Regions from separate parts of the Homo sapiens genome. Here region 1 is linked to region 2. Evidence: chromatin loops called from intact Hi-C (ENCODE). Cell type or tissue: CD14-positive monocyte. All regions are shown on one strand. Links, peaks and the distances in the headings refer to the core of each region. The heading gives the core; the rest is flanking DNA.

Evidence for each region. A loop is a pair of places that touch in the nucleus more often than their neighbours do. Peaks named below come from ENCODE experiments on the same cell type or tissue, not always from the same donor. Only the 100,000 strongest peaks of a DNase experiment are listed, where the experiment ranks them.
Region 1: it touches region 2 in a loop (2.0-fold over the local background); 27 of 110 quality-filtered maps call a loop at or near these places.

What each region holds. Positions count from the first base shown.
Region 1 is chr6:25,170,205-25,178,542 of GRCh38, reverse strand. No RefSeq gene overlaps it. Among named protein-coding and RNA genes, the nearest start is that of CARMIL1, 100 kb to the left of the region's middle. RefSeq lists an enhancer at 3,310-3,810. In CD14-positive monocyte, for the core only: no CTCF peak of the experiment used is centred there; DNase peaks (open chromatin) are centred at 782, 4,192, 4,462 and 5,472; H3K27ac peaks cover 3,328 bases.
Region 2 is chr6:25,121,731-25,130,068 of GRCh38, reverse strand. LOC124901282 (a long non-coding RNA gene) reads right to left here. Exons shown (of 3, transcript XR_007059515.1): 1 at 8,185-8,338; 2 at 7,537-7,612. It also overlaps the pseudogene CMAHP. Among named protein-coding and RNA genes, the nearest start is that of CARMIL1, 150 kb to the left of the region's middle. In CD14-positive monocyte, for the core only: no CTCF peak of the experiment used is centred there; no DNase peak of the experiment used is centred there.

The DNA.
Region 1 (8,338 bases), core at 317-8,316, 48 kb before region 2:
CTTTGTTCTCAACTACAGCAGTGGTTTTAGTGTTTGACATTTCCACCTGTCTTTCCTTCACTCCCTGCCCCTCCTCCTTCATACACACTGAAATTAGCTCTCTGAAACTTCTCAGAGCGAGTCTGAATTTTGTAGAGAAGTAGTTTTGTCCAATGAAGAGTAACAACAAATAGCCCCTGGAATTTGTCTACCAAATTATAACACCCCTCACCTCAGCAATTTTGGATACTTTATCATTATAGCAGCTGTCTGAGATAGGTATTGTCATGAACATTTTATATGTAAGGGCAGTTTTTCTCCAGTTAGAATCAAAGAACTGGAGCTGGAAGGAAGTTTGGAATTGCTGGCCTTTTTCATCAATTGGTTAATTAAACAATTTTTAAGTAAATATAATGTGCTAGACTCTAAGATGCTCTGGGGATTCAAATATAACCACTCTATTCCAGGCTTCATGTGCTGATGAGCAAAATAATATATCACTACTAGCAATAGTGTAGCAATTTCATAGCACTAATAAATTTGAAATTTTAAACCATTATTATAAGTAGGAATTTTTTATACACCCCAAGTGAAACAGTATACATCAATAAAAATGTGTTCTAAAGCCCTATTTATGTTTGTTATAAAGTAAACTAAGGCACAACAAAATTTCAGAGTCTCTTTGAGGAAACAATGATTCATGAATGGGACAGCTCCAAACCAGAAGTGGCTTAGGAGCTCCATGGAGGGAACACAAGAGGGCAGCTTTTATAGGATGAACATAGAAGTAAAGCAAAGAAAATATTTGATGGGTTACAATTATACAGTTGCCTTGTTTGGTCTATCCCTTTGGAAAGTCCCTAGTTACATAAGTTTATTGGCTACTTCTGATTGGTTGAGCTTAAGTTCTGTTTTTAATATAGGCATTTATAAAATATAGCTCAAGTTTCACTTACGCTTGTAAATCAAGCAAGGTTATGATGAGGCATAACCAATTTTGTCTGCTCAAGAATTCTTCAGGCCTGGTTTTCATTTTGTTTTCTTTAACATTTTAGTACCTATAAATTTACTTCTTTAACTGCTGCATAGTATTCCACAGAAGAATGTACCATAATGTATTTGCTCATTCCTCTGTTGATGTTACCAATATTTTGTTGCAATGGACAACTTTTTGTATAAATGCCAAAGTACTTCATTAGAAAAATTATACTAGAATAGAAGTAGAATTGGTGAATCAAAGGATATTCACATTTAAAAGTTATTATATAGATTACAGATGGTCCTGACTTACAATGGTTCAACTTATGGTTTTTCAACTTTATACAATGATGTGAAAGTGATGCACATTTAATAGAAACTGCTTTGAATTTGAATTTTGGTCTTTTTCCAGAGCTAGTGATAAGTAGTATGATACTCTTACCTCACACATTCAACATTTATTATAAAATAGATTTTAAATTAGATAATTTTGCCCAACTGTAGGCTAGTGTAATTGTTCTGAGCAAGTTTAAGCTAGGTTAAGCTATGATGTTCAGCAGGTTAGGTGTATTAAATGCATTTTTGACTTAAGATTATTTTCAACTTATAATAGTTTTATCAGAACACAACCTATTGTAAGTCAAGGAGCATCTGTATATAGATACTGTCAAATTGCTAAAAACACTCTATCAATTTATGTTCCTGTCAGTATTATCAGCATACACTTTTTTCAAAATTCTCACACAATATTATTCATCTTTAAAATTCTGTCAATACAAAGCTAGAAAAATGACTCAAGTTATTTTAATTGGTTTGTGAGGAGGGCAGAAGAGCAGGTTAAGAGAGACTTTCACTTTGTTTCTTCACATCTAATGGGAGACAAATCTGCATGACCTGGGCTAAAGTGGACTGAGCCAGTCTGAGACAGGGCTGCAAAGCCTTTGGCAGATGTCAGCATTCTTGAAACACAGAGGCTCTTCAAGGCTGTTCCTAGTGAAATTTTAAAATTGTGGTTTAAAAACAAGGATTACTAATTGCATTGATATTAATATAGCCAAGACTTGCTCTTTTTTGATTAATGAATTCAGGGTATATCTTTTCCCCTTTCTTTTACTTTCAATCCACCTGTGTAATTGAAGTTGAAGTGAATTTCTTATAGATAGCCTATTGTTGGAACATGTTTTTATTTTTATCCCCTCTGCAAATTTCTGTCTTTTAATTCGTGTATTTAGACCACTTACATTTAAGGGAATTGTTGATATGTTAGGGCTTATATCTGCCCCACTACTTTGTTTTCTTTTTGTTTCCTCTATTTCCTGTCCCTCTGTCTCTCTTTTTTGTACCTTCCTATGGGTTGATTGAACATGTTTCAGGATTCAATCTTAATTTATTTATTTTATGTTTTTAAGTTGTAAGAGGGAGGATCTAGGAGGAGTGGGGCTTACCATCATGGCTGGAGCTGGAAGTTGTTGAGTAATTATTTTTTATTGTCATAAAATGTACATAACACAAACTTTATCACCTTAGCCATTCTAAAGTGTGCAATCAGTGGCTGTGCAGGGAGAAACTCTCTCAAACTGTGTCTTTACTCTCACACTACAACAATCAACACAGAAGGCTTCTATGACCAAATATGTTGGGGGTTAGGGGGTTGGTTGCCACACTTCAAGCAGTGGACACCAGCCAAATGTCCTCCAATTCGATTCTTACACTATCTACCTAGAGATGGCGTCAGATCCCATGGGTTGGGTCTCAGTCCCCAAGACTGTCTCCTCTACACCAGTTGCAAGTCTGGGCCTCTGAAACTTCTGACCAACTAGCTTGAAGTTGAGATTCCCAGGAATCCCCTCTTTGGGTTTGATTAATTTTCTGGAGCAGCTCACAGAATTCAGGGAAACACTTAAATTTACTTGTTTATTATAAGGAATATTACTAAGAATACAGATGAAGAAACACATAGGGAGAGACATAGGGGAAGGGATGCAGAGTTCCATGCCCTCCCTGGGCTCCACCCTCCAGGAGCCTCCATGTGTTCAGCTATCTAGAAGCTCCCTGAACCCAGTCCTCTTGGATTTTTATGGAAACTTCGTGACATCAGCATTCCTTCCCCCAGGGTATGAGGCGAGGCCCTCATCGGGGAGACTCTTAAGACCCACAATCAGAAAGACAGGGAACATTAGAATCCTGCCTTGGGTCAGGTAAAAGGAATGCAGGAAAGAGATTATTTCCTGAGGCCTGCCCCTGAGACCTAACACACCCAGCATTATAACGAAAGACTGTAACAAGGGATGTGGGAGTTATGAACCAGGAACTAACTGTGAAGGAGAACATCATCGACTGTGCCAAACGAGCTCAGATGTCCAGGAAGGGGCTGACTAAAATGCATTATTTGAATATCATGATGCAGAAGATATATATATCTATATATCTATATAGATAGATGAAAACAAATATGTATATTTTCTATAATGTTCTATAACACAAGAAGTTTCCCAAACATTTATTTACATTGTTTGTTTATTCCCAAATATTTATATTTCCCAAATACGACAGCAGGGAGACTGAGAAATCACAAAGGACAGATGAGAGCGATGTTACTTAATGCCACAGAACAGGACATCATTTAAAGGAGTTACTCAAAGTGTTTCAGTTACTGCCATTAGGAACTCCTAAGCCCCTCGGCAGTGTGGGTGGTACGGGGTAGGTGTTGAGGTTAGCAGCACCCACAGGCTTCTCTTCACGCAGGATATGCTATATAGTGAATCGGTATCAAGACTGGAGGAAGGTAAGGGTTTCCAGAAAACCACCTTCAGGCCATGGTTTGGAGTAGTCTTATTGAAGTTTACAGAATCAAAAGTTACAGATAATTAGGAGGCATTGAAATACAGACCTGTTTTCTTTTTTCTTTCTTTCTTTTTTTTTTTTTTTTTTGAGACGGAGTCTCACTCTGTTACCCAAGCTGGAGTGCAGTGGTGAGATCTCGGCTCACTGCAACCTCTGCCTCCTGGGTTCAAGTGATTCTTCTGCCTCAGCCTCCCAAGTAGCTGGGACTACAGGCGCACCCCACCACACCTGCCTAATTTTTGTATTTTCAGTAGAGATGGGTTTCCACACATTGGCCAGGCTGGTCTCAAACTCCTGACCTCGTGATCTGCCCGCCTTGGACTCCCAAGTACTAGGATTACAGGCATGAGCCACTGTGCCCAGCTGACCCAGTTTCTACGACCAGTTTAGCCACAAAGTAGACATGTAACCAGAGGAAAGTGACTTAACCTCCTAGGGCCTCAGCTTCCCATATTACACACCCCTGGGATGAGAATGATAGGAGGTGTAGCGGGGTTGAGCTGGATAATATAAGGTTCCTTACAGCTCTAGACATTTATGATTTAACATTTTTTATGGATTGCTAATGCTGCTTTTTTTTTTGTTTTAAATGTCAAATTCTTGCATGTATAAGGCCTTGATTCTTTCAGGCCTGGGTTGTGTTGATTTATGGGCATGAGCTAATTCCAGATGACTCATTCTAGAAGTGATTGTGTAAGTATCCTTTACTTAGCTAAACATATGCAACATAAATTCATCTACTATAACATATGTTCTCTCAGAACATGCTACTGGCCAGAGTTATTAGATTTTGTTCACACCATAGATCCTGCTGTATTTTACAGCACTTCAGAATAACAATCATTCTTTTAAAACCCTTCTACACACCTTTGCTGTTTCTGTAAATACACCTGTCCTTTACAAGCATCTGGCTCTTTCTATGCATTCTTCCTCCAGAAATCATAGTATTATAGATTTGGAAAATGCTTGGCCTTCATTTTCCTGTTACAGACTGGTTTAGGTGTCCCTCTTAATTGTTCTTAATGCATTCAGTATATTCATTCATTTCTTAATTCATTAAAAATATGCACCATGCCAGGTGTTGGGGACATTGCAATGAACAAGACAGGCATGGCCCCTGCTCTCATTCAGTCATGTCTAGGGGTAAAGGTAAACCTTGGATAAGTAATAATTGGTGTGCTGACTGTTAAGAAGAACTACAGTGCTATACAAGCTGTATGATCATATTGGGCTTTAACCAATTCCTTGGGAATCAGATTTCTAGATGAAGTGGCATTTAAGTTGAAATCTGAGTAGTGAGTAGGAGTTAGCCAGGCAAAGATGAGGAGGGGGACCACTCCAAGCTGAGAGAACAGCTGAAATGAGAAAGTCCATGCAATATTTTTTTTTTTTTTTTTTTTTTTTACCATAAGAAGATCACACCGGCCAGAATGGAGAGAGGGCTGGGGAGGGTGATTTGACCTGAGTCTAGAGAGGCAGGCACAGATCAGACCAGGATGCTTATGGCAGGCCACGCTAAGGATTTTGGACTTTATCCTTATGGAAGTTGGAAATCATTAAGAGTTTAAAGAGAGATATGATCAAATCTGATATTTTAAATAAAGCTCATTTGGCTGTGATGTGGCAAGTGGGCTGGAGGGCAGGGTGGTGAGAGGAGACACAGGAAGCTCAGTTGGGACATTCCTGCTGTGGTTCAGACGAGAGCTATGTGGGCTTGGACTAGGGCAGTGTGTCTGCTTCAAGGGGAAAGGGTTTGGTGTTTTGTGGAATTTGGGGAATGAGGGAATGTTTCATGAAGCCGAAGGGGAGAGTGTTTTTAAAAGGAGGACATCATCGACTGTGCCAGATGGAGCTGAGATGTCCAGGAAGGGGCTGACTACACTAGAATGCATTATTTGAATATCATGATGTGGAAGATTTTTTGGGGGGGGGGGGCAGACTCTTGCTCTGTCACCCACACTGGAGTGCAGTGGTGTGATCTCAGCTCACTGCAACCTCTACCTCCCGGGTTCAAGTGATTCTCCTGCCTCAGCCTCCCGAGTAGCTGGGACTACAGGTGTGCACCACCACGCCTGGCTAATTTCTTGTATTTTTAGTAGAGATGGGGTTTTGTCATGTTGGCCAGCCTGGTCTCGAACTCCTGGACTCAAGTGATCCGCCCACTTTGGCCTCCCAAAGTGCTGGGATTAGATGTGAGCCACCGCACCCACCCAGAAAGATATTTTTGACCTCAGGAAGAATGCTTTTGGTGGAATGACGAGGGTGAAATCCATAGTGTGTGGCTTAAGGAGTGAATGGAAAGAAGAGGAGGAGAGAGAGGTGGAGAGACTACACCTCTTTCCAGAAGTTTGGCTCTGAAAGTAAAGAGAAAGGGTTAATACTAGATGGTAACAGTAAGTAAAGAAAGAATTGTAGTTTTACAGTTTTTTTGTTTATTTGTTTGTTTGTTTTTTGAGGCAGAGTCTCACTCTGTCGCCAGGCTAGAGTGCAGTGGCATGATCTTGGCTCACTGCAGCCTCTACCTCCCGGGTTCAAGCAATTCTTCTGCCTCAGCCTCCCTAGTAGCTGGGACTATGGGCACGTGCTGCCACGCCTGTCTAATTTTTTTGTATTTTTAGTAGAGACAGGGTTTCACCATGTTGGCCAAGATGGTCTTGATCTTCTGACCTTGTGATCTGCCCACCTTGGCCTCCCAAAGTGCTGGGATTACAGGAGTGAGCCACTGCACCCGGCCAGTTTTACAGTTTTTAAAATGGGAGAAGCTTCCACACATTTAGATGCTAAAGGAAGGAACAGATAGGAAAGATTTAAGAATCAGGAGAGAAAAGAGACAATAGCTTAAGATTCCCGACTATGGGGTAGAGGAGAATGCTTAGAACCAAGGTGGAGGAATTGGTCATTTGTCACATTTGCTGACATTTTACTGACATTTTCTGGCTGGATGTCTGTCTCCTTCACTGGGCTGTAACCTCCTGAAGGTGAAGGCTGAAATTCTATTTGATTTTATATCCCTAGCACTTAGTGTAGGACTTAGCACGATAATGTGCCCTCTGAGTGTTTGGCTGGGCTGACGTGTCACTTGTGGTAGGAAGGTCTCTACAGATGTGTTCCCTTAAGGATATAGACTGAAGGCCTTGAATGCTTAGGAAGCTGGGGATTGACTTGAGGTAGGTAGGGCTTCTTGGATAGATTTTTTAAATGAGAACTATGAAATGGCAAAGCTGTCTGGCCTGTTAGGTTAGTAACTTTGGCTGTTTATGCCTGATCCAAAGCCCTAGGCTAAAATCAGTCATGGTGGAGATAAAGAGCAACCTACAACATGCAAGTCAAGAACTACCACAGTGAATTCTCTCCTTCTTAGCTATCTCCTTGGTCTAGAAAGAAAGATGAACCCCACAGCAGCACCCCACAAGAAGAGAAACAGTGCTCACTCATTTGAGTCTACTTCTCATCAGATCTGATGCAACTTATCTGCACAGGCCATGAATGGAACAATGAAAAGATGACCTGAAATCTTTCCCCACTCAGTTGCTGTTAAATTTAACACAGACATAAAAATTAAGAAATTCAGTGAAACAATTATATTGCATTTGTATTTTTCTTCTGCACTGCCATTAATATTGGCTGGTAAAAATTATTCCATACTTATTTCCATGAATTTTGAAAAGACTTAAAACTGCCTGATATACTTGGGTGATATTCTTCCAGGAATGATAAAATGAGACAGAAATGGCCTTTGAGTGTTTTCAGGAAGGGAAAATGGAAAATGAAAGCTGGACTAAAAGGTGTTACAAAAGCAAACTAGTTAATACTTCCAAGAAATGAATATGCTAAGATATTGTTTGCTGATCAACATTTATTAAACATTTACTGTGTACCACTGATCTAGGCTCTTGGCCAGATATGAGCAACAAAAAGAAGATAGTGTAGTGCTTGCCTTCCAAAATCTAGCACAGTCCTAGAAAGAATTCAGGTTTCACTAAGGCTACTTAGGGAGAGAGTTCTCTAGGTTCTAGAAATTAAGGCAGGCACCCACACAAAGACTCAGTTGCAAATGGGTGGAAAGAATGATTTTTATTAATCAGCACAATATCTTAAAAATCCCAGTGTAGCCTTCTTTGATAAAAGACAGAGTACATGACTTAGAGGCTTAAGAGGGGTCTTCTACTACCCATTCTGGATTTCTGTTTTGAGACTTGGAAGTTCTAAAGTCCTTGCAGAGGAGATTCTGAGGCCCACCAGTAGCCTAAAATCTCCAGGCCTGCTCCCCTCACTGCCCCCACTCCTGGGTGGAACACAGACGTAGAAGATGCTACTCAGCTCAGTGGCCCTGCCCACCATGCACCTGACCCTGTGAATGCCTGTGGCTGGCCGTTCAGGTTAGTTCTTCTTCCCTCCTCTCCCACACCATGGAGACACAGGAAGAGAAGGAAGATACGTGTTTTTCTCTAGTGCTGACATTAGAGCCTGAGACTCCGGCCTTGCATGAGGCCAGATGGGCTAAGGTTTCTATGCTGGGTTTTTCGAGATCTCCCCA
Region 2 (8,338 bases), core at 190-8,189:
TGTGTGTGTGTGTGTGTGTGTGTGAGAATTTAGCCACTTCAGAGGCCTTGTTCCCCATAATTTGGAATTTCCTTTGGATTTGATCAAGTTGGATAGAGTTGATCAAACCCAATGGGAAAAAGTCCAAAACAACAGTGAAAACAGGAATGAACAACAACAACAACAAAAACAGTTAAGCAAAACAATCACACAACTTATATCATTACTGAGTACTCTAATAGTAAGGAGAAATTAAGACCAGCTGGTTGTTAATCTTAACTTTAGCCAAGACAAACCCCAATTCAGTTACTTAGCTAGGGATGGGTCTCAGGGTGTAGACTGCTCTCTACCATACTAGAAGCAGAGAGAAAAAAAACTCATCTTCCCTGTTGGAAGTGAGCTCAAACTCCATAAAAGAGTTACCTGTCTTCCATAGCCATGGAAACAGGAAATCTTCCCTTCCTTTTTGGAAGCAAGTAAAAGTTTTTTTGGAATTTTACTTGCTTTTTTTTTTTTTTCCAGCAAAATAAACTTTAGATCTCTACCACATTTGGGGACATCAGGGATTCTCTGGAGGGGGTGCTCTCAGGCCTCAGCAAATTGTCCTATTGGTTTGAGCCATAAAGTTAGCTCATGCTGGTACCAAGCATAGATTTGTCAAAGGTCAGGGGCATCTCCACTCAGAATCCCTTCATGGTTACCAAAATGTGAACCCTGAAAATCTGAGACAGGTCTCAGTTAATTTAGAAAGTTTAGTTTGCCAAGGTTGAGGACATTTGGCCATGACACAACCTCAGGAGGCCCTGATGATATATGCCCAAGGTGGTGAGAGCACAGTTTGGTTTTATACATTTTAGGGAGACAAGAGACATCAATTAACATATGTAAGATGAACATTGGTTCGGTTTGGAAAAGCAGGACAACTTGAAGCAGGGAGGGGGCTTCCAGGTCATAGGTAGATAAGAGATAATTGGTTGCATTCTTTTGAGTTTCTAATTAGCCTTTCCAAGGGAGGCAATCAGATATGCATTTATCTCAGTGTGAGCAGAGGGGTGACTTTGAATAGAATGTGAGGCAGGTTTACCCTAAGCAGTTCCCAGCTTGACTTTCCCTTTTAGCTTAGCGATTTGGGGGGCCCAAGATATTTTCCTTTCACACCAGTATTGCACCTGTAGCTTGCTTGGCTCCTCAGATAGGGCTGCCAGCTTGACCAATAAAAATACAGGATGCCCAGTTAAATGTGCATTTCAGATTTAAAAAAACTAATGTATTTTTAGTATAAATATGTCCAAAGTAGTTAATGGGACACCCTTTTAGCTGGCAACTCTGCTCTAGGAGAACCTCTAAGTAATTCCCTGATGGCCCATTTTGATGTTCTTCCATCTTCTGGGTGGATTCAAGTCAGTGAAGCCTCAGACATAGTTCTGTCACTGGTAAACTTCCGCCAGCACTTCAAGGTGTTGGAGTTTTCTCTTCCAACTATTACAGCTTTGGGACTCTGTCTCTGGGTTTCCTCTCCTAGTTTTTTAACTTAGCGGGCCATTTCACAGAGTGCCACTTAGCCAGCCATTTAAGGAGGCCTTAAAGTTTACTGATTAAGAGCATCATCTCTCCTTATAGACTACCTGGTTTAGAAGCCTGATTCCACGACTTACTAGCTAGGTCATAACCCTCGACAGGTTTCTTAGCCTTTCTGGACCTCGGTCTTCTCATTTCTAAAATGAGGATGAAAATATTACCTACTTTGTCAGGTTGCTGAGAGGATTAAGTGATGCCAAACACATAAAACTTAAAAGAATGCCATATGGTGGTATATGGCAAGCACCTCAAAAAAGTGAATTATAGTTACTATTTCTCTGCAATGAGCTTCTTGTGTAGCTTATACAGAGGGACTTTTTTACAGGAACTCAGATTGTTTTTGTATCTAATATGCTCATCTAAGTATAGTGATTGCTTTCCCACAGACTAGCCTTTCTCTTCTTCATTCAAAGCCTTACAGGTGATTGACCTGTTCTCTTGACACATTAGTCCTCCCCTCTTAGCTCTCCTGCCCATGAGGAAGCAGGTTCTGCCAGCTTTATTCCCAGATGCAGCTCACCAAGCATTTGCACGTTGAGACTGCATTTCTGTGTTAACTTATGCTCTGTATTCTCCCATCCACTTCTCTGAGTTCAGTAAATTATAGTTGGATTCTCTTCGTAGCTATTTATCTGAAGAAACTGTCTTTTCTAGTTTCTAGGTTCCAGCCAAGAACAGAGACCTACCTGTTCTACCCACCATTATTCAGCCATTTTTCTTCTCAACACAACCAAGATCAACAAATCCTATAAGCCATGATTCTCATCTTTAAAGCCTATCAATTTTTCACAACCTCCTCTAACTGGAAAACTGTTGTCTCCCTGTCATCTATGACCGCATGGTTCTGCCAATTTTCCCTTTCATGGCCTGGCATGCCAAATAGCTGCAGTTGGAATGTTCCATCAGAATTAATTGAAAGGTTGTTGGCTACTTATCAATGAGAAAGGAGTCATAAAATAATCCTTCATAAATTGAAGCGTGGAATATGCTTTTTGCCTCATAACTTGGAGAACATGAAATAATTCTGGATATAATGAAATTCAGAAATATCAGCATGATTCACTTATGTTAAAGTAGATGTTTTTAGTTTTAAAAAATTTGGTGTTTCTGGTTTGCGACAGATTTCTTTATTTAAAAAAATTCTTTAACTCTTAAAACCAACAAAAAATCACCAGAAACACCACCAAAATAGAAAAAACGGAACTATTTATATCCCACCTCTAGCCACTCCGTCCCCCTCAAAGTTGTGGTAAGATGGGGAAAAGATACTGAGCAACCTGTTTTATTACAGTCTGGTTCTCATGCTAAAACAGGGTTGCTAGTGTTAAATAAAAATACAAGACCCTTGGTTAAATTTAAATTACAGATTTATCAACTAATTTTCTGAATAAATATGTCTTAAATATTATAGAAATCATATTTAAAAATTCATTATCTGAAATCCATATCTAACTGAGCATCTTGTATTTTATCTCACATATATGCTGTAAAATCTTAAACTATAAGATCTTTTCTCTTTGAAATATGTAACCTTTGGTTGACTATTCTAGGGGTCAAGGATTTCAGAGTGATGTAAATTATAGATATATATTTACTACTACAGTTTTTCCTTGTATTGGCCCCAGTTGGATCTTATCCAGCTTGGCTTTTATAAAAGAGGTGTTTCTGAAGACTTCTTTATTCTGCTGTCTCTGTTCTCTAAAATGTGTCATTTTGTGACATGGAGTTTATCTTCAATTTATTAATTTTATTTCTAAAATTACCTATTGATGATTAGGCTTTATCTTCAATTTATTAATTTTATTTCTAAAATTACCTATTTATGATTAGGCTTTTTTTTAATATTTAAGTATTAGCTATTGATAGTTTTTGTTTTAACTAATTCCATTATAATTTAATATCATTATGAAAGAATACATTTAAGCCTAATAAAGATTAATTTTTATTTTTACCATTTCTTTTTTTTTTTTTTTTTTTTTTTTTTGAGACGGAGTCCCGCTGTTTAGCCCAGGCCGGATTGCAGTGGCGCAATCTCGGCTCACTGCAAGCTCCGCCTCCCAGGTTCACGCCATTCTCCTGCCTCAGCCTCCCGAGTAGCTGGGACTACAGGCGCCCGCCACCGCGCCCGGCTAATTTTTTGTATTTTTAGTAAAGACGGGGTTTCACCGTGTTAGCCAAGATGGTCTCGATCTCCTGACCTTGTGATCCGCCCGCCTCGGCCTCCCAAAGTGCTGGGATTATAGACATGAACCACCGCACCCAGCCTAAAGATTGCTTTTTAAGATTAGGAAAGAAAAAGAAGTCAGAAGAAGCCAAATTGGTACCGTAACCAGGTGGATGCCTAATGATTTCCCACAGAAACTCTCACAAAATTGCCCTTGTTTGATGAGAGAAATGAGCAAGAGGCATTTTTATGGTGTGATTCTGGTGAAGCTTTCCTGGGCATTTTTCTGCTAAACCTTTGGCTAACTTTCTCAAAACAATCTCATAATAAGTAGATGTTACCACTCTTTGTCCTTGCAAAAATTCAGCAAACAAAATGCCTTAAGCATCTCGACAAACTGTTGCCATGACCTTTGCTCTTGAGCGGTCTGGCTTTGCTGTGACTGGACCACTTCCACCTCTTGGTAGCCGTTGCTTTAATTGTGCTTTGTCTTCAGGATCATACTGGTAAGGCCATGTTTAATCTTCTGTTACAGTGCTTCGAAGAAATGCTTCAAGATCTTGATCCCACTCGTTTAAAATTTCCACTGAGAGCTCTGCTCTTGTCTGCAGCTGATCTGGATGGTTTTGGCAGCCATCAAGTGCAAAGTTTGCTCAACTTTAATTTTTCAGTCAGAATTGTGTAAGGTGAATCAATTAAGATGCCTGTGGTGTAGGCTATTGTTCGTGCTGTTAGTTGTTAGTCCTCTTCATTTGGGGCATAAACAAGATTAATTTTTTCTTTGCAAATGGATACGGATGGTCTGCCATTGCAGGCTTCAACTTGAACGTTGTCTTCTCTCTTCTTAAAATGAGTTATCTATTTGCAAACTGCTAATTTCTTTGGGGTATACATGCACATGTAAAATTTTCAAAAAGTACAAAATTAAATAGAGTAAAAACTGAATTTTCTCTCCTTCTCTGATCCCTAGTCACCAAGTTCCCACTCTAGAAGCAACTACCATTATTATTTAGTTTCTTGTGGGTCCTTCTAGGGGTATCTTTTGCATTTGTAAACTAGTACATATTTATAATATTCCCTTCCTTAGTAGCAGACTGTATACATTGTCCTCCACTTTGCTTTTTTTTCTGAATGGCTCTTGAACTTAGAAAGCAAAAGAAAGATAATATTGAATATCCCTGACAAGCAAAGTGTTGACCCAGAAGCTGCTAGTGAGACTTCAATTTCTCTTTCCCTCCCATCCATTAATAAACACAGAGATTTCTATTTTGTACCTGGGCATGAGGGAGAAAAAGGAAGGGAAATTGGGTGGTGGAGTCTGTGGTTTGTGGGGAGCTAAAAATGGGAATTGTTCTGGCCCGTAGACCAGGTTGGATTGCCCAAGCTCAGGAAAGTGGCAATCAGAAAAATAATGGCACTATTTTTAGGAGAGAGTTGGAGGATTCGTGGGAAGTAGGAGATGGCCAGAACTCGTTATCTGACAAAGAAGAGCCATTTCACGTCCTGGTGTCCACATGTGACACACAATTGGAGAGGAGGCTATTTCTTCTACCTACCCTTGGAACCTAGCAATGATGTGACATTCCTCAAACTCCTAGGCAGACAATGTGAAAGATTATAAGCCAGGGTAGGAAAAGAGGGAAAAGCAGACACCAAGCAGTTACAGATCAGGTTGTGGGCATGTGTGTAGCATGCTTCTGGGGAAGTCCCCAAAATACGTTCGGGACACTTGAAAATGTGCTAATTTCTAGTCAGCAAAACAGTTGGGGCTCTTGCCATCATCATTTGTGCATAAAGATAGACTGCAACTTTATTTTATATTGTCAATCTGGTGAGGCCTGGGAAAATTGGGTTATATGTAAAAATGGAAAATGCTAAATATACAACATATGCAATACCTTGTAACAGGATGGTGAAATGGAAGTTGAGGTTGCAAAACAACAGATGCCCATTCCAAATTGAAGTTCTGAGAAAGGATTTACAAAGAGGCTGAGAACCAGTAGATCATTCTTAAATCCCTCACCCTTATAAGGAATACTAAAGCATAGAAGGGGAGTTTGAAATATAACTTCTTAGGAAGAGTTATTTGGAAAGCTGTACTGAGAGTCCATGCCCCTTGCAGGGGCAACTTCTGAGGGATGCCGGCCCCTCTCCTTAGGCCAGAATTTAGCTGGACCACCTCTAGAGAGTCTGATATGTGTTCTCCAAGGTTAAGGGACACAGTGGGCTGGTGTCTGATTCTCCCCTGAGAAATCTCAAGGATGAAAGATTGGCCATGTAGCTGTGACAGACAAGCTGAAGGAGAAGAGGTTGTGTTAGGCACACTGGCACTCCCAGAATTCAGTGGGGCTAGAACAGTTGAGTGTTTCCTATGGATGTGATGTGGACCATGAATGGGAGGCATAAACGTAGAGTCATTCTAGGTCCAAAAGGCCTGCAGAGAAAAGTTGGATGTATTGCTACGTTGCTAGGGGCTAAGGAAAGCATAAGTAACCAGGTAGCATAGAGATACCCAGGTGCAGAGAACTTCAGGTGGGTGTTTCCAAGCAATTGGACGGATCCTCGCAATAACCCACTGAGGTATCCCTTAGAATCAGCTTTAAGCAAAAGCCAAGCCCAGATAGTGCTGCTGCTCCGTGACCAAAGGACCTTTGCTCTCTTTCTTTAACTCTCCTTTTTCCTCCAGCTCCATGTCTGGAAGGGTCAGGAACCTTGGATGAAGGCATGAGGGGAGAGGAGGAATAGAAGCATTGGGTGAGGCCAGGCATGGTGGCTCACACCTGTAATCCCAGCACTTTGGGAGGCTGAGGTGGGTGGGTCACCTGAGGTCAGGAGTTTGAGACCAGCCTGGATAACATGGTGAAACCCTGTCTCTACTACAAGTACAAGAAGTAGCTGAGCATGGTGGTAGGCACCTGTAATCCCAGCTACTTGGGAGGCTGAGACAGGAGAATCGCTTGAACCCAGTAGGCACAGAGGTTGCAGTGAGCCAAGATCACACCATTGCACTCAAGCCTATTTCTGATACACAAAGCAAAAAAAGCATGTTATAAACATTATAAATAGAATGACTCAATTATTTAAAAAATACATGCATAAGCACATGTGGGTGATATAAGAGCAGTCTTAGATTACCTGTTAAGGGAGCTGAGCTGGAAGCTTCCTGGGCTATGCCTCCAGGCTGTGGGCTTTGAATATAATACCTTTAAATTTTTTTTAGGCTCAAATTATTATAGGCATACTATATAGGCGTGACCACTGTCACCCATGTGTCTCTGTGAGACCAACACCAAATGCCTTTTTAGACAAGAGTGTGTTGCCAGCATTCTCCCAGTTCTCCTACAAACAAAGGTGTTACTTATTGAGGTATGTGTCCTTTGCCATTCACTACAAGGAAATAGAATGCTATTTTGGGAAGAGTTGCTAAGTGTTTTGACTACAAATTCATCGTCCCTCCACGTCTCAAACAGGACACCTGGACCACTAGCTATTTTCTCCAGTGAACTCCACCCTGAATCTGTTGACTTAGCCCAGAAAGCCTGCCAGCTGCCTTATTACTAGGAGCTGGTTATGTGTGCTGTACAAATACTGTTAAATTTATTTGACATAAAACTGATAATAAACATAGGTTTGGGTATAAACACTGTTAGTTTGTGTAAGTGAAAGGACAAGAGACTATGAACTTTATGAATATATAACCAAGTAATCTACAACTGCTTAGGGGCTTTTATGAAAATCTCTAAATCTTTTGATCAAGACCTTTACAGAGACACTGTAGCAAAGTGTTAAGAGCAAAGGCAATGGGGCCTTCTCACCTGGGTGCGGATCCAGGCTCCAACAGACAGTCTGGGGACACTGGGCAATTTAGTCAATCCCTTTGTGCTTTAATTTCTTCAAATGTGAAATAGAAATAATATTTTTAGTAGCCGTCTTACAAAAAACAGGTTGTTATAAAAAAATGTTTAATTTAATGCCTGTTAAATTCATGGTAGTTAGTACACAGAGCATAATTTATTTGTATATATATGTCTCAAATAATCTGCATATATCCTTGGGACTGGGACCACAGGAGCAGAAATAAGGGATTTCCCTCCCAGCAGGAAGTTGGATGCACTGGAAAATTAGATTAAGGCTACTGTTAACCATCATGCAGGCAAAAGGCAGGGCCAGAGCTGGCAGCAGGGTCAGTGGGAGGACAGGAAATAACAAATTCTGGGAATTTCAGCCTTAGCTGGAGTGAAGACACTGCCACGAAGGGAACATTTGTTAACAGAGCTCACTTTTTAGTCCAGTGCTACCAACGCTGTAGGGATTTCATACCACATTCTGAGAAAGATAAGGGCTTGATCCACCTGGGGACATGTTATCAGTGATGAGCATCTGATTTTATTATTATTATAAAAAATAATATATGTTCACAATTAAAACGTTGGAATTCAGAAAAGTAGAAGGAAGAATCTCACCTACACTTGCATCACCCAAAACATTTTAGAATGTTTTGTTCTGGTGGTTGCTGTCCTCCCTCTCCCCATCTCCTTCCTCCTTCCTTTTCTCTTTCTCCTCTTCCTCCTCTTCTTCCTCTTGGTAAGAAATAATCTGTGTACCACAAAATTTACC